Linked DNA regions of Homo sapiens: region 1 is linked to region 2. A link is a contact called in ENCODE POLR2A ChIA-PET data. All regions are on one chromosome and are shown on one strand. Each heading gives the region's core, a stretch centred on a gene start or an enhancer-like site at or near the end of the contact. The rest is flanking DNA. Distances are from core to core; before and after follow the strand shown. Region 1 overlaps SLC25A21 (solute carrier family 25 member 21). Region 2 has its middle 82 kb from the start of LINC00609.

Region 1 (3,392 bases), core at 454-2,953, 1.1 Mb after region 2:
AAACGTTTCTTCTACTTAAAAACTACATTAAGAATGAAAATACAAATAATACATTAAATAAAAATACATTTTAAAGAAATTCACATTATATTTATCTATGTAAAACTGAACTTGTCCCAGGGAACAATCCTGCTTTAACAGAAAGGATAAGAAAACTCAAAGAGTTTTGAAGTATTGGCTTTAAAAAAAAACAACTAAAACTTACTAAGCAAGAATAGTCATAAAATTTAAATCACTCAGCAAGCACTAAGCGAATACATGTTATATGTAAGACACTGTAAACTTCAATTTTCATAACACACAGCACATGTACAATACCCTCTCTCAAGATGAGCTTGGTACCACATATACAGACCTATGTCCCACTCCGGGTAGATAATCTTTCACTGGCCTCTTCTCAGTTGGAATTTACAATTTACTACCTTACAATGCATATACATTCACTTTGTGTGCATCTTACAACACTTAAGATACAATGGTACTACAAGGCATATTTGACTTTCTCTAACTTCAGCATTACATTTGAAGTCCTTGGACATGTTATTGAAAGCCCTTACTAGGCAGACCTTTCCAAACTAACCAGAACATATCCTTTTAATAAAAAATAATAGCTATGTTCTCATTTTCAAAGTTTGTGATTAAAACCTACAGTGAAAGAATCCAGCTGAGAAAAAATTTCCTTTTGGTTCAAAAAAAAATAATGTCATTAAATTTATCGGAACAATATGAAATGAAGATGTTGTTGTTGGGTCCTTCACTTATAATAGAAACCAAATATGCTTGCTGGCTTAGTTAAATCCACAAATTATTTGTCACATAACATTTCAACAACAATTTTGAACATATAAAAGTTAAGGTACCAAAGAAAATCCCACTGTCAATGATAATCAAACTAAACAACTACACATCTTTTTGTATGTGATTTAATTGCCCAGATTTCAAAGAAAGCCACATAATCTTATGAGTTAAAATATTTCTTTTTCTTATTTTAAGCATGGCAGGACAGCTTTTCAAAACATAACTTGTAGTATTGGGTGCCATTCCAACTACCAATTCAGATCCTTTGACATGGCGGCTCAGTTTGCTAATCTTGGCTTATACTTTTAAAAACAACTTACTACAACTTTACGTGGTAGCATTCTGTTTTTCTTATAGTTTATAGCTGAAAAATGTACTCTTTAATTACTCTTGATATTGACAAAGGGCACTGTGACTCATTTTATTTTTCAACATAGAGCTAAAAGGTACATGAATCATCCTTTTGAAATTTGGAATGCAGGCAAAACAGTGGCTGTGAATGGAGTCTAAGTAAATAATTCCTCTCATCATCTAAACTTTTTTTCAGGGCATCAGCACTAGAAAAAGTCATTTTCTTAGCAGTAGCTTATTGCCCTAAAAAAGAAATGGTGAAAAATTTATTCCCAGAGCACAGTTTATTTACCATAAGATGTGGCTCAGTAAAGTGTTTTGTATGTTGGAAATGTAAAGTTAATTCTTCCTGTCAAAGCCTTAGGAAAACAGGCACATCGTAAACATACTTTTGCATTTTAGAGCTGGCTCTCTTTATTTTAGAAGAGAGTTTTTTCTATACATCCCTTAAGTCGGCATTCTTAGATGTGTAGAAATGAGAATAAGTAATTTAATAGTATCCTGGTATGACAGATCTAATATAACATATACTAGAGTACGTTTTTCACTCTCCACATGGGAATACAAAGAGGGAGAGGGGGGAAGTGTAGAAAATAAAATCCCAAGAGATGAAACTGATACCTCTCTATGAAGAACTTTTAAGCTCCTTCAAATAGTGGGGTTAAGTCACTGCCAAGGCTCAATACTGCCATCTCCTTCCTAAATGCAGAAATACATAAGCAATCTGAGGATAAAAATACAGGATCACAAAGCAAAAAGTAGTTACTGGATACATAAAATTCACCAAACATAGTTTTTTTTTGTTTGTTTTTTTTTTTTGTCATTTTGGTAGGAAGTCCAATCACTAAAGATAGTTTAAAAACTTTATTAAATTAACAAATATTTTAAGACTACAAAATGATTCTTTTTTGTATGGATTCCCCTCCTCCCAAAAAGCTTAATTTATAGTTTAAATGATAATAGCCCTCCCCAGAAACTAAACCACCTTTGCAAAACTAATGAAAGGCCACCAAGTTAGGAGGATGGTAGGAACCCGAATTATACTAACGTACAGATGTAATGGATTACCAGCCATTATTCCAGAGGTCACAATATTTGCAGCTTCTCCAACCACTCCTGCAGATAACACCACTATTGTTAGAACCTAAGAATGGACTTTTGAGATGTCTTTTCAGGTTTTTGCATTTCTGACAACTGATGGCTCCACCCAGATCCACCAACAAGTCCTGTGGCCCCACCTAGAAGCAGACTCAGCAAACAGGAAGACCATTTTCCACAGCTCTGTGATTGTACCCCCAAACAATCAGCAGCTCCCATTCCCCAGCCACCTGCCTCCTCCCAACTATTTTTGAAAAACTCTAGCCTCCAAATTTTTAGGGAGGCTGATTTGAGTAATAATAAAACTCCGCTCTCCTGTTTAACTGGTTCTGAATATGTAAAGCTCTTTCTCTATTGCAGTTCCCCTGCCTTGATAAATTGGCTTTATCTGGGCAGTGGGTAAGAAGAACCCATTGAGTGGTTACACTATTATTGATAATAGTCCAACTTATTTTTCTTATTTTAAAAGATATTTAAGGATTGAGACAACTACTAAGGAAGTACATAAAACCAACCTTAAATTTAAGCAGAGTAATTCCCTGGACTATCTTTTCTTTAGGGTTTTTATACTTATTCCTTGACTCCCATGGTTTCCTTACCTAGTAATTGATTCCTGAAAATCCACCATTACAATAATTTTTTTTTAATTTAAAGGTTTTTTCAGAGGCATTTGAACCAGAGTGACTCCATCTTGAACACAGGCTGGGTAAAATAAGTCTGACACCTACTGGGCTGCATTCCCAGGAGGTTAGGCATTCTAAGTCACAGGATGAGATACAAGCTTAGCACAAGATACAAGTCACAAAGATCCTGCCGATAAAACAGCATGCAGTTAAGAAGCTGGCCAAATCCAACCAAAACCAAGATGGTGATGGAAGTGACCTCCAGTAATCCTCACTGCTCATTATACACTAATTATAATGCATTGGCTTGCTAAAGGACACTCCCACTGGCGCCATGACAGTTTACAAATGCCATGGCAACATCCAGAAGTTACCCTAGATGGTCGAAAAAGGAGAAGAAGCCTCAGTTCCAGGAACTGCCTGCCCCTTTCACAGAAAACTCATAAATCCACCCCTTGCTTAGCATAGAATCAAGAAATAACTAGGCCAGGCACAGTGGCTCATGCCTGTAATCCCAGCACT
Region 2 (3,745 bases), core at 809-3,308:
CTCTCCCTTTTATGTTTATTTGAATCCTTTGGTAATTCTTTTTCTCTTCAGGATTGCCCTTGGAATTTTAACCCAACAGCACAAAACGTCTTCAACGAGGGCAAGTGTAGGGGAGGGGAGCAGTGAGATGATTTAACTTCATCATGAACTATTAGGAATGCATCTGGGCCCTAAGGAGTTTCCAGGGCTGATGGTGCTGCTTTCTTTCTACTCTTTTAGGGTTGCCCATAAGAGCAATTCATGAGAAGTTGTTCTCGTGTGCTGTGCTCCAGTGTAATTTGAGGTGGATTTCTTCCACACTCATTATACTTGGGTATGTGAGGTTGCCAGGATCATCACAGAACTTGAGCTGTCTCGTTCTTCAACTTTGGGCGACTGAGGAAAAAAGGAGCTAGAATGGTGAGAAATGAATTTTGGACAGGTCTGAGGAAGTCAGAAGTGAATTCACCTTTGCAAAAATTATAACTCAGAACATTATTACAGTGAAAGAGATCCGACTTAAATGACTCCATCTTGCTTCTGACCTTCAGGCTGCGCTTGTTCTTTCCTGGGTGTAGGTGAAATAACTTTTGGAGGAACTTAGTTTATAGTTTACCTTTGAAACAAAGTTACAGCTGACAATAACATCCCTTTCCCCAAACAAATCCTCTTCCTGCCTAGGGACTAGACAGCCTTTGCAGGATTAACAAATTAGCCACAAAATTTGAAATTATGGTTTAGGAGTCATGCAGCTGGAGGCTGCAAGATTCTGAACCTCCCCAAATTGCTCCTGGGAATAACATCACTATTGTAAAACCTAAGATTAGGGCTTGAGATATTTTGCAGACCTTGTACTCAGTGGGTCAGCTGGCACCACTCAGATCGATAAACTGGCTCATGTGGTCTTATGGCCCCCACTCAGGAACTGACTCAGCACAAGAGGACAGCTTTGGCTCCCTATAATTTCATCTCTGACCTGACCAATCAGCACTCCCCACTTTCCAACCCCCCTACCCACCAAATTATCCTTAAAAATCCCAATCTCTGAGTTTTGGGGGAAACTGATTTGTGTAATAATAAAACTCCATTCTCCCTTACAGCCGACTCTGCGTGAATTAAATCTTTCTCTATTTTTTTTTTTTTTTTTGTCTGTTTGTTTTGAGACAGAGTCTCACTCTGTCGCCCAGGCTGGAGTCTTGTTCTGTCTGCCAGGTTCAAGCGATTCTCCTGCCTCAGCCTCCCAAGTAGCTGGGATTACAGGCGCCTGCCAGCCACCACACCCAGCTTATTTTTGTATTTTTAGTAGAGATGGGGTTTCACCATGTTGGCCAGGCTGGTCTCTAACTTCTGACCTCAAGTGATCCACTCACCTCAGCCTCCCTAAGTGCTGGGATTACAGGTGTGAGCCACCGTGTCCGGCCTAAACTCTTTTGTATTGCAGTTCTCCTGTCTTGATAAATCAGCTTTGTCTAGGCAGCAAACAAAGAGAACCCATTGTGTGGTTAAAGCAGTTTAAGAAAATAAAGTTGAGATAAAACATAGCATGATATTTAAGACTTACTGTGTATCAGGTATTGTATAAGCTTCTAAAATACATCACTACTCTCAATCTTCAAATTATCTTATGACACGAGTAATGTAGATATCCTTATTTTACAGATGACAAAACTGAGGCACAGAGAGATGAAGTAAGTTGCCTAAGGTCACACGGGAAGTGGCAGAACTGGGATTTAAACTTAGAAAGTCTTGCTGCAGAACATGCGCTTTCGTACAGCTAGCATTTAGGGAAATGCCATAGCGATACTCTGGTTGCCTTCAGCTCGGGCAGCATAGGACCAAGTCTTGCAGGGTTCCTGCACCTTGAACAATATCCAGAATTATACAGAAACATTTGGACCTCCACGAGAGCCAAAAATAGACCAGCAAGGGCAAATGACTCCTGTATCTACTTCTGAATGCGTGGTGTCCCAGGCTGTCATTTCTATTAGAGATGTACTTGCCTTCCTAGGGTCATAGTGCGGTGCTTCAAGCCACACCTTCACTCTTCTACCCCGCTGCCCAACCACTGTCAGCTCCAGCCATCACCATTCTACGCCATTTCACTCCACAGCAGCTGGAATGGCTGACAGTGTTCCAATAATTGTCTTAGTTTTGGCGAGTGTTCCACACTCAAATACATCTGCTCTTTGTTCTCAGTGCCTCCCAGAAAATTCCACGATAGATAAAAATAATGTCTAGGTCCCCACTCTTGTTTGCCTCTAGGTGTGGCCATATGACTCATGCTTGCCAGCGGCATGTGAGCAGATGGGGTCTCCCAAGTCTGGGCCTTAGGACACTGAGCATGCACTCGTCCACATGCCGTCTTTCCCTTCTGGAGAGCTGGAATATAGAGGTGCCTATGACTCTGCTTTGATCAAGCAGGAAAGGGCAACACCCTAGGCTCCTCCTACTCAGAGTATGCTTCATATCCGGGCAGCCAGGCATCACCTGGGAGCTTGTTAGAAATGCAGACTCTTGCCAGGCGTGGTGGCTCATGCCTGTAAACTGAGCACTTTGGGAGGCTGAGGTGGGTGGATTGCTTAAGGTCAGGAGTTCAAGACAAGCCTGGCTGACATAGCAAAACCCTGTCTGTACCAAAATATACAAAAATTAGCCAGGCGTGGTGGTGCATGCCTGTAGTCCCAGCTACTCGGGAGGCTGAGGCGGGAGAATCACTTGAACCCGGGAGGTGGAGGTTGCAGTGAGCTGAGATAGCACCACTGCACTCCAGCCTGGGTGACAGAGCAACACTCCATCTCAAAAAAAATGCGGCCTCTCAAGCCCTATCCCAGACATCAAATCAGAACCTGCATTTTTAACAAGAGCTGGATGATTCACACGCACATTAAAATTTTATGAACCAACAGCGTAGAAAAATCCTGGTTCTCTGAGTGATCACATGGAGCATGGCTTCCCTGATGACTGTTCCTCTCATTTGAGGAGTGTTACAGCAAGAATAGCATAAGCCTCTGTGGTAAGCCACTCTAATGTGGGGTCTGTTTGTTACAATGGCTTAGCCCTCATCCTAAGTAATGCTGTATTGTTATCCTGGTTTTAAGGATGAGAAAAGTGAGATTTAGAATGTGTACCTTCAGGGCTCTGACAGGAAGCAGGATTCAACTTGAGTGGTTTGAACAGAGATTAAGGATGGAGGGCTGGTGTAAGGGCAGGGTTAAGGACAAAGTGCTCATGTAGGGTTTTTTTCCCAGGAAGCTTGGCAGTAAAGGGAAGGAAATCAACTGGTGGCTGAAAGTAGCCTGGGGGTCAGGAACCTGAATATATTGGTGGGCAGTGGGAAAGGAACCAGTAGAATGGAAAAGATCAATGTTAAGGGAGGGTTTGATGGGATCCTGAAGGAGGGGAAGAACAAAAGCATGGTCTAGGCCAGGCGTGGTGGCTCACACCTGTAATCCCAGCACTTTGGGAGGCTGAGGCGGGCAGATCACTTGAGGCCAGGAGTTCAAGACCAGCCTGGGCAACATGGTGAAACCCCGTCTCTACTAAAAATACAAAAATTACCAGTGCATGGTGGTGCACGCCTGTAGTCTCAGGTACTCTGGAGGCTGGGAGGCAGGAGAATCGCTTGAAGCCGGAGGCAGTGGGCTGAGATTGTGCCACTGCACTCTAGCCTGGGTGACGGAGTGAGGTTCCATCTCAAAAAAAAAAAAAAAAAAGCATGGCCTGAGGGGAGAGGATGTTTCCTCTGAGATGGGGGAAAGCGATAAAG

What was found. ChIA-PET counts read pairs that join two places held with the same protein, here RNA polymerase II (POLR2A).
Region 1: POLR2A ChIA-PET joins it to region 2 with 10 read pairs in Panc1. The contact joins two enhancer-like sites. POLR2A ChIA-PET finds 5 or more read pairs at or near these places in 2 of 52 experiments (PC-3 and Panc1).

The regions. Positions count from the first base shown.
Region 1 is chr14:37,115,913-37,119,304 of GRCh38, forward strand. The region is part of intron 1 of SLC25A21 (solute carrier family 25 member 21); the gene reads right to left. Among named protein-coding and RNA genes, the nearest start is that of SLC25A21-AS1, 54 kb to the right of the region's middle. Within about 2 kb of position 1,704, at least 5 of the 41 ENCODE cell types and tissues checked have a DNase peak (open chromatin) inside an H3K27ac peak, as active enhancers do; they include PC-3, where a contact is called at or near this core.
Region 2 is chr14:35,987,041-35,990,785 of GRCh38, forward strand. No RefSeq gene overlaps it. Among named protein-coding and RNA genes, the nearest start is that of LINC00609, 82 kb to the right of the region's middle. Within about 2 kb of position 2,059, at least 2 of the 41 ENCODE cell types and tissues checked have a DNase peak (open chromatin) inside an H3K27ac peak, as active enhancers do; they include PC-3, where a contact is called at or near this core.